Regions from separate parts of the Homo sapiens genome. Here region 2 is linked to region 1. Evidence: chromatin contacts called from ENCODE Hi-C or POLR2A ChIA-PET data. All regions are on one chromosome and are shown on one strand. The core of a region is the stretch at or near the end of the contact, and the rest is flanking DNA. Distances in the headings are between cores, read along the strand shown.

Region 1 (7,296 bases), core at 1-2,500:
TGAAGACAAAAGCGCCCCCTGTGGGTGAAGGTAAGATGCAGCTCTCTTTCTTTTTTTCTTTTTCTTTTCTTTTTTTTTTTTTGAGACGGAGTCGCCGCGATCTCACTGCAAGCTCCGCCTCCTGGGTTCACGCCATTCTCTTGCCTCAGCCTCCCGAGTAGCTGGGACTACAGGCGCCCGCCACCACACCTGGCTAATTTTTTTGTATTTTTAGTAGAGACGGGGTTTCACCGTGTTAGCCAGATGCAACTCTCTTTCTAGGGCTCCCCAGCATCCTGTCTTCTAGACCAAGGATGCCCACACTGCACCAAGCCAGCACAGACCCAGCCTCCACTGAGAGGTCAGTGCCCACAGGCTGCCCTCAGCTCTAAAGGCCCAGAGTGTAGATGAGCCAGGAAGCACTGCCACCCTTGCACACTTGCTCCCCATCTGGGATCCTCGCCCCTCTTCCTCCCCCACCCCAGACCGTTGGAGAGGTCTCCCCAGGTGTCCACCCAGCCTGCTCCCCTGGTTACTGTGCCCACAACATGTGGCACCTTCCCCCGCACCCAGCCCCTCCCAGTGCAAGCCGTGCCTCACTGCCAGACTGCGCGGGCAGGGAGGGACCTGTCCCCTGTTCCCGGAAGATGGAAGATCGCCCACACCTGGCACTGTGCCCAGCCCCTGCGGGGGCGTCATAAATATCTCCTGAATGATTCATTCATTCCTTTGGGAGAGAAAGCACGACCCCTTAGTGGTTAAAGGTATGGAGTTTGAAGTCACACAGACCTGGGTTCAATTCTGGCTCTGACCTTTGGCTCTGTGACCTTGGTCACCTCTCTGAGCCTGTTTCTTCATGTAAAAAATGGAGTCACCACGACCAGATTAGGCCACGGTGAGGACTGAGATGATGTTGTAAGGCACCAGCACAGAGCTGACCTACAGCTCAATCGTGGTGGGAGGGAGTAATTATCCATTCAGAAAAGGGGAAACTTTCCGCTGCGCCTCCTGTCGCTGTTTTCCTTGGCTCCCGGAGGTGCGCAGTATCGGGTCCGTTTTTAAGGTAAAGAAACTGAGGCCTAGAAAGAGAACAGGATAACCCAGGGCGCGGAGGCTGGGGCTAGAACCCAGGCCGGCTGGCTCTGAGTCCAGTGCTTGGCCTGCCTCTCAGAGGCCTGTGGGCACGTCCCCACCCACCCCTGTCCCCAGGCGTGGGAGCGAGGGGTTGGGCTTGGCCTCAGGGCGTCCCTGGATCCCGGACGCGCTTGGGGATCTCCGGCTCGGACCCCAGGAGCAGAGACAGCGCTCGAGCTTGTCACTTTAAATTCAAGAGGGAGCGGGCGGGCAAGCGGGCGAGCGCGAGGGAGCGCGCGGCGGGCTCCTGGGAGCGTGCCCGGACTGCGGCGCAGCTCCGGTCCGCCGCCCCGGCCCGGCCGAGCCCCCGGCCCGCGCCGCGCTCCTCGGAGGCGGGAGCCCGGCGACACTGCAGGGGTGGCGTTGCCGCCGGCGGCCGGGCTAGGCGCAGGTGCGTGCGCGCTGCGGGAGGCGGGCCGGCAGCTGGAGCCCAGCCGGAGCGGCGGCCCCTCCGCGGAGCCCGGGTGAGTACGCACCCCGCCGACCCCCGTGCGCGGCCGGGATCGCACCCTGATCGCGGACGCACGCAGCCCCCTCCTCGGGCCCTGGGCCCGGGACCCCAGAGCCCCGCGCACTCCGCGCTCCTGCACCTCCGCGCCGCGCTTGCACACGAACGAATGCCGGGCACCGCGCACGCTGGGCGCCCTTACCCGGCCCGGCCACTCCGCGCAGTGCGCATCGCATCGCACGCCCCGCATGTGCACACACGCGGCTCACCCGGCCATTTACACGCCTCCCCGCGCCCACGCTGCACACACGCCCCTCACTTTCGCATTCAGCGCCCTGACTGTCCTCACTGTCCCTGCTCTGGCTTCGCACCCCCTCCCGACACTCCGGTCCCCATACACCCTGGAGGTTCCCGAGGCAGGAGCGCTGGGTCTGCAGGAACCGTCCCAATCTGGAGGGGAACGTTGCACCCCAGCCCGAGGAGGCCCTGGCCGTGTGAAGAGCCAGATATGACCCTCAGCCGCCGGTGGCACCAGCCTGAGTGGGGGGCTTTCCAGAGCTTAGGAGAGGGGTATGGCGGGGCAGGGGAGGAAGCTTGCCCAGACTCAGGGCCTCAAGGCTGTAGATTTGGGCTGAAGTTGGGGGAGGGAGGTGGGGGGCCGGGAGCCTGGCCTGTGGGTGGAAGGCCCTGAGCTGGCCATCCTGGGAGCTCTCTTCCAGGGGCTGCAGAGAGACTGTGTGCACCCTCCTCCATTCCCAAAAGCCTGGGAAAGCTGCACCATGGAATGTCAGCTCCTTCTCCCCGTCAGGGGATGACAGTTTTAGAGAGCAGCAGCAATAGTGCTTCCTATTAGAAATGGGGAAATTGAGGCTCAGAGAGGGCAGGAGACCCACCGAAGTTACCACAGCCAGTGTGAAGAAGGGTTAGGACAAGTCCCCAAGCCCCCAGCCTCCCTACTCTGAAGTCTGAAAGCTTTCCTAAGCAGCTCTGCAGAGTGGGGGCTCCCAGCCTGGGTTTCAAACCCGGACTCTGCCACTTGTCAGCTCTGGTGACTGACTGACAAATAAAACACATCTGTAGGCTGGCAGCGCTGCCCACACTGCACCTCAGTTTCCTCTCCAGTACAAGGAGCAGGGTAGCAGCCCCCTCAGAGGGCTGCGGTGCTGAGATAACACAGGGCAAGTCACACAGTAGGTGCCCAATAAATGCCAGCCAGCACCTCCCAGCCAGTCTGTCCTGCGGTTTCTGTGGGCTGTTTGGGGGATGGCAGCAGGATGTGGTTATCTCAGAAAGCGGAGGAGGGGTACTTGAAAAGGTTTCAACCTAAAGATCCTGAAGAGGCTCACAGGTTGAAGGATGAGGCTCTCCTGGGCCCAACTCCCGACCCTTCCCATTGCCTTGCTAGCCAGAGAATGATGTGAGGACACTGGGCAAGGAGGTGGGGTGGAGCAGAAGGCAGGGACAGAGGGCCCCTCTCCCCCGCCGAGGCACAACATTCATGGAAAGCCAATTCTCTGACAAGCCCAGGAGGGGCCTCTGCCATGGTCTGATTCCAGCAAAGCTGGGGGAAGTGGGGGGCTCTTCCAACTCCCCACCCCAAAAGGCCTGCCTGTTCAGGAGTCAGCATGGTGACCAAGAGCCCAGGCCCAGATCCATTGCACCCTGGCACCAATCCCAGTGTTGCTACTTGTATGCTAGGTGACCTGGGGCCCCAGCTTCCTCATCTATAAAAGGGGGATCCATTAATCCACTGAATCATCATGTCCACATTGTGTACCTACTACAACCAGGCACAGTGCTAAGCACTTAGCACATGTTATGTCCACATGCATGTAGCAGTAAGGAGATATTGCTAGGTAGGTATGATCGAGCTGGAATTTGAACCTAGAGCTGTTTTCAATGAGTAAGCTCTGTGCAGTTTAGGGTCTGGGGATTTGGGACTGAACGAATTGGTCAGATGGGGAGGGGTGCTGCAGAGGTAGGGATGTGCAGTCTGGGAGCTCAGTGAGGGTCTGGAGCCACTCTGGTCCCCCATGTTATGCTCTTTGCTGTGTGTCTGGACACCGGGGATGCTCTGGTCACAGGCTGCCCTGGTCCCACTGTACCTCATTGCTATCCTCTTCTAGCCAAAGACACAGTCCTTCTGCCTGGCAGACCTCCAGGCTGCCAGCGGGAGCCCACTGAGGTGGTCCCAGGTGAGACAGAGTCAAGGGGTCTCGGGGATAGTGAGCAAAGCCCTTGAGAAGGGCACTGGCTGCACAGCAGCACTTGCGGCTTGGTCTGAGCTTCCTCCTCACTGGTTGGGTGACCTCGGGCCAATTCACTGCCCTTCTCTGAGCCTCCCTCTCCTCCTCCGTGGAGGAGGGGGTAGTAACAGGATTTGCCCCATGGGTCTTACGGGTGATGGGGAAGACGGCATGAGGGTTGTCACTGCTAATGGAAGAGGGGCTGGACTGGGCTACAGGAATGACTGCCAGGCCCAGCTCTACCACCGCTGGCTGTGTGGCTTTGGGCAAGTCACTTAACCTCTCTTAATCTCCCACAGCTTTGCTGGGCGTGGTGAGATCACACCACTTCATTCCAGCCTGGGTGAAAGAGCGAAACTCCGTCTCAAAAAAATAAATTAATTAAAAAAAAAAAGTAGCTCATTCAAAGCCCACTTTACCAGGCTTATGAGCAGGGATGCTTCCAGGGCTCAACAGGTTCTAGCAGTGAATGGAAGGATGGGAGCAGCCAGGGAAGGGGCAATGCCGACTTAGCTCCAACTCCTGTTGGAGTCGGGGGATGCAAACCCATTGTCCCCATATCTTCTAACTTTCTTTTTTTCTTTTCTTTCTTTTTTTTTGAGATGGAGTTTTGCTCTTGTTGCCCAGGCTGGAGTGCAGTGGTGCGATCTTGGCTCACTGCAACCTCCACCTCCTAGGTTCAAGCGATTCTTCTGCCTCAGCCTTCCCAAGTAGCTGGGATTACAGGCATGTGCCACCAAGCCCGGCTAATTTTGTATTTTTAGCAGAGATGGGGTTTCTCCGTGTGGGTCAGGCTGGTCTCAAACTCCCGAACTCAGGTGATCCGCCTGCCTCGGCCTCCCAAAGTGCTGGGATTACAGGCCTGAGCCACCGCGCCCGGCCAGATCTTCTAATTTTCAAAGGGAAGCTGGAAATCCTTTTTAAATCAATTTTTAATGGGAAACTCTCCCCGCACACACACACACTTTTTTTTTGAGGCACAGTCTCACTATGTTGTCCAGACTGGTTTTGAACTCCTGGGCTCAAGAGATCCTCCCACACCAGCCTCCCCAGTAGCTGGGACTACAGGCATGACCCACTGCACCCAGCTAAATTTTTCAATTTTAAAATGTTGGCAACTCACTTAAATGTAAGACAAATAAACACATCTGTAGGCTGGCAGTGCTGCCCACACTGCCCAGACTAGGGGTTAGGGGGTCTGTATGGGCCATCACCAGGCTGCTAACCACAGCAACCAATATGTGCCAAGCCTGACTACACGTACCTTCTCATTCCACCCTCCTGGCAGCCTCACATCTGCTTTACAGGTGGGGAACTGAGGCTCTAAGAGACTAAGAAAATTACCCAAGGCCACTGCAGCTAGCCAGGGGCAGGTATGGGAGTCAGAGCTGGGTGCAGCTGACTACAAACCCTGTGCTCAGGATGACACCCTCTAGGAGCCTCGACCTCTCTCCCAGTTCTCTTCTCCCTCCACTCAGGCAAATGAGCTCTGCCTTCACAGGGCACCAGGCTGGAACATATGTCTGGAGGCCAGGGGCGGTGGCTCACGCCTGTAATCCTAGCACTTTGGGAGGCCAAGATGGGAGGATCATTGAGGTCAGGAGTTCAAGACCATCCTGGCCAACATGATGAAACCCCGTCTCTACTGAAAATACAAAAACTAGCTGGGCATGGTGGCTCATGCCTGTAATCCCAGCTACTTGGGAGGCTGAGGCAGGAGAATCACTTGAACCCAGGAGGCAGAGGTTGCAGTGAGCTGAGATCGCGCCATTGCATTCAAGCCTGGGTGACACAGTGAGGCTCTGTCTCAAAAAAAAAAAAAAAAAAAAAAAAAAGAAGGAACTTCTGTCTGGGGTGTGCCTAGCAGTCATTCACACCCTCACTGAAATCTCAGCTCCCTGGGAAAGGATGTCGTGTTAAAGGGAGAGGAAAGAACAGACAGCGTGGGAGTCTGGGGTCTGAGCTGGGCCAGCCATGGAGGTGATGGGGCCCCCGACAGCCAGAGGCCAGATGCAGCTTGAGGCTTTGTCCCGTACCACGCCTGTTGTGCTGTGGGGTGTACTTTGCCATGCATACCTTGCTCGCGTGCTGCGGGCATTGGCTGTCCCAGCTTGGCCCCACTCTTGCAAAGTCAGCTTGTGCCAGGTAAGCAGGAAAAAGCCGATGGCTTATCTGATTCCCGGCAAGGCAGAAGCAGGCTGGGAGGTGCGTGTGTGTACATTAGCATGTGTTTCAGCGTATCCAGACCAGCTTCCGCCAGGAGCTAGGACCACCTTGGGCAGGTACATGGTGACCCATTTGACCTGCAGATTCTTAGGAAACTTTTTGGAAACCATATGCCCACTTGCAGTGAGACACAGTGGTTAGGAGCATGGAGCCAGTTGGCCTGGGTTGAACAGTTTATTAGCTGTGTGGCCTGGGGCAAATTACGCCCTGGGACTCTCACCCGCAAACCAGAGATAATAATAGTACCTACCTCATGGGGCTGTTAGGCAAATTAAATGAGGTCAGATAAATGCAAAGTGCTTAGAATGGCGCTTGATGTGTAAGAAGGGCTCGACAAGGTTCTCTATTACTATCATTATCTCCAGCCCAGGCCCAGGAATGAGCTTCCACTCTAGTCAGGATGGGTGAAGCCCTTCCTGGCTTAGCACCACCCTTCCATCACCATGACAACGCACATCTCCTTGTGGGAGTGGGGGCAGCATCAGGAGAACTGGAAGCCAGGAGCTGGCTGTGCACCTTATCTGACCTGCTTCTAGAGGCTCCTGGGCACCTCCAGGACTTAAGGGGGTAGACTAGGACTTATGGCACCCCAAATGTGCTGGATAACCCTGACTGGAGCATGGCACCGAAGCTTCTTGACTCCAAAGCCACAGACTGGGGAGAACCCCGGAATTCCTGAAAATGTGGAGGGCCTTAGCTTTACCCTCTGATTCGACCCCAGTCCCAAAGGGAACCTACAGGATGCTCCGAGGGGTTGGGAATTGGTGGGTCACACTCCCCAAGGACTTTTTATACTGCGTCTGAATGGTGTTTGCATTTTTTTGCAAATTGGTTGCTACCTTTAAAACTCAGGAAATGGCACATAAAAAATTCAGGTATCTGGCTTTTCTTTAAAGTGCCAGAAGATCAAGCCACGGTGGTTGGCATTCCTGCTGGGGCAAAAATGCAGCTGCCCTTGGGCCAGGCCATCACTCTGCAGTTCTTACCTCCCCTTCCCCTTGCCCTACCACCCTGCACCAGGCCTGCAGGCTTACCATGTGTAACCACCTCTCTGAACTACAAGGGAATCCAGAAATTGGGGTGGGCATTATCCTGGCCCTCGGTGCCCTTGACCTGAGATCAGTGCAGCCCATCCCAAATTCCTTTTTCCAGGACTCCCACATACACCCACTTAGAACACATCTGTGAGCCAGATTTACTTCTTAGCACACTAATAAAACAATGAGCAGTCACCTAGGTTCAGGTAATGGGTTGTACGAGCTC
Region 2 (7,000 bases), core at 619-3,118, 34 kb after region 1:
GGATCCAAATTCTAGTTCAGCCTCTTACTAGCTGTGGATGTTAGTCAACAACTTAGCCTCTCTGGGCCTCAGGCTCCTCATCTGTGAAATGGAGCTAAGAGTCCCTACCTCCTAGGGAACAGTGCCTACACGTGGCTTGCAATCCACTAATGGGTGTTGTTATTATTAGGAAATGTTCAGTGAAACTGTATAGCATGACAAACATCAAGTGTGTCATTACAGAGATTATCCCTATAGCAACCAAGGCCAAACGCCTCTGCCTGACTCTCAGCTCCCTCCACCCCCAGTCTGGCCCCACCTGCCTTCCAGCCTTGCCACCCAAGGCCTGACGACAGCAGCAGTTGGGAGGAAGATGCTGACAGCTGATCCGAGGGGGTGGGGCCCCTCTCACCACTCCTTGGGGCGGGGAGCCCTGCTCTGGAGCTACCTGCCCAGCCCAGTGTCAAGTCACTGCCGAGCCCTGTGGCAGTTTCGGGGAGGAAGGGGCACCTGGAAAGGCAGAGCTGTGCTGGGGAGGATCCTTCCCTCCAAGTGGGGCTCCATCCAGCCTGCAGACCACAGCCCGGAGCGGGAGCCGGGCAGAGGAGTCAAGGAGCTGGGCTCTGCCTCTCCACCTAGTGACTCCTGCCCTGGCTGCCTCTTTAGACCACAGTGAGTTTAAAGGAGGTTGAAGGTGCTTTTTCACCTGCCTGACTTGGAACTCCATGAGGGGGGATGTCATGACCAGCATAAATTAGGGGGAACCTAATGACGTCTGCCCCTTGTTCTTTTAAGCTTCAATAGAAACACTCAGTCCAAGATCTGGGAAGACCCTTGTGCCCATTTTTAAAAGATTTCAACTCTGGCCATTAGGAGAAGTGGAGAGATCAGGTGACAATGAGTTCCCAGTTCAATGCTGGATTTACTGCTGGCATCCAACGTGCTCCACTGAGCAAGCACCAGCTCCTCATGCTGCACCACTGTGCAAGCGAGCCTCACCCTCTGCGGGGGCGGGGTGGGGGGGCAGCATTCCGCTCCGGCCTCCGCAGCTTCGCACGTGCCGCTGTCTCCGGTGGAACACCTTTTCCCTCCCCCATCTGACTGTGTTTCACTTTTTCCTCAAGACTCTGAAAGGTTTCCTGACTCCCTCAACGTGGGCGAGGAGCTCTTTTCCCCTACTCCCGTCCCGCTGCCTGTCCCTACTCCCGTTGTAGTTCTGATCACACTGATGTCCTGCGTGTCTACCATTCTAAGCCGTGGGCTTCTCAAGGCAGGGCCTGGATTTTGTCTTAAACAGTTCAGGGTCCCCGGGCCCTTGGGCACCAGGGGGACATCTCATGGTGCAATAATAAGAAACACTCACACTTTACAGAGGGAAGGTTCTATCGCTTTCCCTAGATCGTGGCCAGCCACGGTGTCAGGTGGCTGCCCACCTGCAGCAGAGCTTCCTGGTGCTGCGGGAGGGGGCAGGCCAGGCCTGGTGGGGCCAGTGAAGGGGGTCATCCCCTTCCCACCTGGCATGAAACGCCTGTGTTGTGCTGCGTCCTGAGACCCCTGGGGAAATGCACCATTCATTCATTCATTCATTCATTCACTAAAGGTCACTGGCTCCTGCCTGGGATCTGGGACCCAGCCCCTGAGCACACCCCCGCCCCCACTGTCATGGTCCCGCTGTTTGTCTTCTCCCTTCCGACCTCCCGTGGCCCCAGCGCGGCCAGCTCACAGTAGGTGCTCGGGCAGCGTTTCTTCAGGGACCTAGACGGCCTGGAGAGGAAGGGCCCCAGCCCAGCCGCCCGGGCCTCTCACCTGGCTCTCGGGGCGCCCGGCTCGCACTTCCTCCCGCCGCCCCGCCCCTTCCACATTCCTGCCCCGCCGGGCCTGCCCCGCGCAGTCTGGGTCTCTGCGCCGCAGCCGCCCGCCCGCCCGCTCAGCGCCCGGCCCCGGGATGACGGCGGCCCAGGCCGCGGGTGAGGAGGCGCCACCAGGCGTGCGGTCCGTCAAGGTGGTCCTGGTGGGCGACGGCGGCTGCGGGAAGACGTCGCTGCTGATGGTCTTCGCCGATGGGGCCTTCCCCGAGGTGAGTGCCCCGCGCCTCCGCCTCGCCCGGTTCCGCTCGCGCGCCCGGGTGTACAGGTCCGTGCCGGAGCGGCCCAGGCTGTGCGCCTAACCCGGCCTCCGAGGGGTGTCCCAGCGGGGCCTGGGGTCCAGGGCAGAGTTCTTCCGCCCCAGCCATTGGGAATGAAGGCCTCAGTGATGTTATCTGTAAAGCCGGAGGAATGGCATCCACCGGGGAGAGGTGTCACAAGGACTGAGTGAGGCGACCTGGGTGCACACAAGATCCTAAGACAGCACTTGGCCACACAATTCCGCTGAGGGCCTGAGAGCTTGGAAGCCAGACTGCCGAGGTTCAAATTATGGCTTTGCCTCTTATAGCTGTGTGCCCTTGGGTAAGTCCCCTAACCCTGCTGTGCCTGTGTCCCTCACTACATCACAGGTGAGTGACAGTGCCCACCACACAGGGTCACTGTGACAGAGAGTTAATAGACCTCAAGCACTCAGCCCCGGCCTGTGCACAGGAAGGACTCACGGAGAGTTGGCACATGTCGCTCCTGGGAAACATTGTCTCCCTTCCAGCTCTTGCCGCTGGAAAGCACATGCCATGGGCTCTGCCTTGGAGGGTGGGAGCACGCCAGCTGTAGCCTCAGCTGCTGGGCCCGCGTCTCTGCTCTCCTCTGAGCCCCGTGCCCTTTTGTAACCTGCTTAGCTTCTCTGAGCCTCAGTTTCCTCACAACAACCCCATGGGGTAGAGGGACTGTAGGGCAGTGGTGAAGTGGAGCCCAGGGGAGGCTGACAGGCAGCTCCCGTGCGGTAGCTGGCATGTCCTTGGCGCTGTAGGCATGCCCACCGTTAATCCTTCCTGACATGCTCACTGACTGCCCAGGCAGACTCCACGGGCACCAGGCGGCCCCTGCTCTGCCGCCTCTCAGCCCTGTTGTCCTGGGAGTCCATGGAGTTGCTTCCAGCATCTCTTCTTTTTTTTTATTTTTATTTTTTTTGAGAAGAGTCTCACTCTGTCACCCAGGCTGGAGTGATATTGGCACAATCTCAGCTCACTGCAACCTCCGCCTCCTGGGTTCAAGCGATTCTCTTGCCTCAGCCTCCTAAGTAGCTGGGATTACAGGCGCCCACCACCACGCCTAGCTAATTTTTAAAATTATTTTATTTTATTTTATTTTTGAGACGGAGTCTCGCTCTGTCGCCAGGTTAGAGTGCAGTGGCACAATCTCGGCTCACTGTAACCTCTGCCTCCCAGGTTCAAGCGATTCTCCCGCCTCAGCCTCCCGAGTAGCTGGGACTACAGGCGCGTGCCACCGTGCCCAGCTAATTTTTGTATATTTTTAGTAGAGACAGGGTTTCGCCATGTTGGCCAGAATGGTCTCGATCATTTGACCTGGTGATCCGCCCACCTTGGCCTCCCAAAATGCTGGGATTACAGGTGTGAGCCACCACACCCAGCCAATTTTTTTATTTTTAGTAGAGATGGAGTTTTGCCATGTTGGTCAGGCTGGTCTCGAACTCCTGGCCTCAAGCGATCTGCCCGCCTCGGCCTCCCAAAGTGCTAGGATTACTGGCCTGAGCCACCGCAACTGGCATTCTTCCTCCTTTTCTTCCCAGCATCCTCTAAGCCCCTGGGGTTGTATAGGTGCTGGAGCATCTGAGCACAAGCAGGACGGTCGGGCCTACCCCAGTTCTTATCACACTGTAGTTCTTATCAGGATGATATCTGTCTGCCTGTCTCCCACCCTTGGCCCATGTGCTTTCTGCTGCAGTGGCATTGAGCCACTTTTGTTTAGTAGCTTGCGGAGCTGGTGTCACCTCCTTTGACCAGTCATACATTTTTTTAAGTTGGGGGAAACATGTTTCTGGGCCCCTAGATGCTGCCCATGGGAACCCAACAATGAGGGCACCCGGGGAAGAGCACCACACAGGGACAGGTGGCCCAGGCCCAGGGGAAGGCACCTGATGGGCGGGGGCTGGAGGGCTGATGCCTCACCACCAGCTCTGAGATGTCCTTGATGGTGAGACCATCCCAACTTCAGAGGAGTTATGACGTGGAAATGGGCCTCTTCCAGTTGATAAGATGTGAATGCTTTGAGGGACATGCTGGGGCTGGCCAGAAATGGGGGGAGGGCATGCTTATCACCAGGAAAATGGGCTGGATTTGTCCAGGCTCCTCCCGTCTGGGGGCTCTGAGTTCCCTGGAGCAGGAGAGTCCTCTTCATTTAAAGAACCCACAATGGGCCGGGCGTAATGGCCCACACCTGTAATCCCAGCTCTCTGGGAGGCCAAGGTGGGTGGATCACCTGAGGTCAGGAATTCAAGACCAGCCTGGCCAACATGGTGAAACCCCATGTCTACCGAAAATACAAAAAAAATTACCCGGGCATAGTGGCAGGCGCCTGTAATCCCAGCTACTCGGGAAGCTGAGGCAGGAGAATCGCTTGAACTCAGGAGGTGGAGGTTGCAGTGAACCGAGATCGCGCCATTGCACTCCAGCTCGGGGACAACAGAGCGAGACTCCGTCTCAAAATATATATAAATATATATATATATATGTAATTAAATAAATTAATTAAAAGAACCCACAACGTGTAAGAGTTGGAAAGGCTTCATTTTGCAGATGGGAAAACTGAGTCCAGAACCCAGAGGCTTACCTGGGGGCACATGGCCCGGCAGTGGCAGCACTGATCTAGAGCCCAGGTCTTCCCCCTCCCGACCAGGGCCTTCTCCACAGCCCCCAGTGCTCTGCCTGCTGGACCCAGCCTCCTCCTGCCCCTGTCCCTAGCACCAGACTCTTCCTCTAGGCAGCCCTCGAAGCCCAAGGGGCCAGCAGCCAGGAGGCTGGAGTCCCATCTCCCAGACTTCCTGCACACAGCAAAGGGCTGAGAGCAGCCTGAGGATTTGGAGGGACCTCAGTGACCCTCATCTGGCTGTGACCCAACCCTGGATTCAGGGCAGCAGGGGAGGGCAAGGTGGAGAGAGCTCCTAGGACAGGGGGAAGCCCCAGGCTGGGGTGCCAGCCTCTGCCCAGTCCTGGCTGGCATTTGTGGCTGCAACCATTCCCACAGGTTCAAAGCCTAGCAGCCCCCACACCAGCATGGGGATAGGAGGTGGCAGGGAGCACCCGGCCCTGCTGGCTAGAGCCCCCTGGGTCCTTCCTGGTTCGCACTTGGACTCCCATGGGTGTCCTAACCAGGGATGCCCCGACACTCCCTCTTGAGCCAGGTCCCCCATCTTGGTAATGATTCATTTTCTGTCTGTGAGCCCCTGGAGGGCAGACCTGAGCCTGAGTCATCTCCGTCCTGGTCCAGCACAGGCCCAGTCCTTCTTTTCTGGCTGAGGACGGCTTAACAGATAAAATTAGGTGCCATTGATCCCATGGACAGAGGGTGACCCTGCCTGGGGGTCAAAGAACAACACAACAAAAGGTACAGACAGAGTCTCTAGGATGACGTCCCGAGTGGGGGAAAGGGCTGTGACAGTTACAAGCCAGAGGGGAAACCCAGCCCCTTTCTGTCTCCGGGAACTGGAGTTGGTAACCTCAGGAAAGGCAGGTGGCTGAGGACAAGGCCTGGTCTCTGCAGCCACAAAGACCTGGCTCTGTCACTAGCCAGCTGTTCAGTGTGTCACCTTGAACAAGTCATTTCCTCTCTCTGGGCATCATCAGAAAGTGAAGGTTGTACTGACGTTCCGAGCTTGCAAGGATCGGAGATGGTGCCAGTACACAGCCACACACAGAAGATCCTTAGAGAATGGTGGGTGGTGGTGTCATTACCATGGGCATTTGCAAAGCACTGAAACATGTCTCCCAAGAGATTTCCAGCAGGCTGCCTTGCAGCTCAGATCAAGAAGGTGACTGAGTGGGTGGTCAAGCTGGGAGCTCAGATGCAAGGGCACCAGTGCCCTTCACAATGACAGGCCCCTACTCTAGGACAAAGGTCAGAAGCTGCGGAGGGGCTGGGTGTATTAGTCCATTTTCACATTGCTATAAAGAACTACCCGAGACTGGGTAATTTATAAAGAAAAGAGGTTTAATTGACTCACAGTTCTGCATGGCTGGGGAGGCCTCAGGAAACTTACAATCATTGTGGAAGGTGAAGTGGAAGCAAGGCACTTCTTATGTGGCAGCAGGAGAGAGAGAGAAGGGGGAAGCACCACACTTTTAAACCATCAGATCTCGTAAGAACTTCCTCACTATTGGCCAGGCGTGGTGGCTCACACCTGTAATCCCTGCTCTTTGGGAGGCCAAGGTGTGCAGATCACTTGAGGTCAGGAGGAGTCCAGCCTGGCCAACACTGTAAAACCCCATCTCTATTAAAAGTACAAAAATTAGGCTGGGTACGGTGGCTCACACCTGTAATCCCAGCACTTCGGGAGGCCGAGGCGGGTGGATCACCTGAGGTCGGAAGTTCGAGACCAGCCTGACCAACATGGAGAAACCCCATCTCTACTAAAAATACAAAATTAGCCGGGCGTGGTGGCACATGCCTGTAATCCCAGTTACTCAGGAGGCTGAGGCAGGAGAATCGCTTGAACCTGGGAGGCAGATGTTGTGGGGAGCTGAGATCGTGCCATTGCACTCCAACCTGGGCAACAAGAGCGAAACTCTGTCTCAAAAAAAAAAAAAAAAAATCAAACCCGGGAGGCGGACCTTGCAGTGAGCCGAGATCAGGCCACTGCACTCCAGCCTGTCCAGGAGGCGACAGAGCGAGACCCTCTCTAAAAAAAAAAAAAAAAATATATATATATATATATATGTGTGTGTGTGTGTGTATATATATATATGTGTGTGTATATATATATGTGTGTGTGTGTGTGTGTGTGTGTATATATATATTAGCCAGGCGTGGTGACACACCTGTAATCCCAGCTACTCAGGAGGCTGAGGCAGGAGAATCACTTGAACCCAGGAGGCAGAGGCTGCAGTGAGCAAGATTGCACTACTGCGCTCCAGCCTGAC

Evidence for each region. Hi-C counts contacts between places; a loop is a spot of excess contacts on that map. ChIA-PET counts read pairs that join two places held with the same protein, here RNA polymerase II (POLR2A). Pooled maps may share reads with other maps.
Region 2: a loop to region 1 is called in a map of PC-9, with 5 times the contacts of the local background. The contact joins the promoter of RHOD here to the promoter of SYT12 in region 1. A Hi-C loop is called at or near these places in 1 of 168 maps with a recorded cell type or tissue (PC-9), 2 of 37 single-sample maps with no recorded cell type and 4 of 50 pooled maps. POLR2A ChIA-PET finds 5 or more read pairs at or near these places in 13 of 52 experiments (A549, B cell, GM10248 and 10 more).

Annotation. Positions count from the first base shown.
Region 1 is chr11:67,021,884-67,029,179 of GRCh38, forward strand. SYT12 (synaptotagmin 12) reads left to right here and starts at 1,251. Exons shown (of 8, transcript NM_177963.4): 1 at 1,251-1,577. RefSeq lists enhancers at 1-740, 1,682-2,182, 1,911-2,010, 2,183-2,683, 5,894-5,963.
Region 2 is chr11:67,054,979-67,061,978 of GRCh38, forward strand. RHOD (ras homolog family member D) reads left to right here and starts at 1,869. Exons shown (of 5, transcript NM_014578.4): 1 at 1,869-2,056. The coding sequence starts at 1,925. RefSeq lists silencers at 1,768-1,927, 1,938-2,007.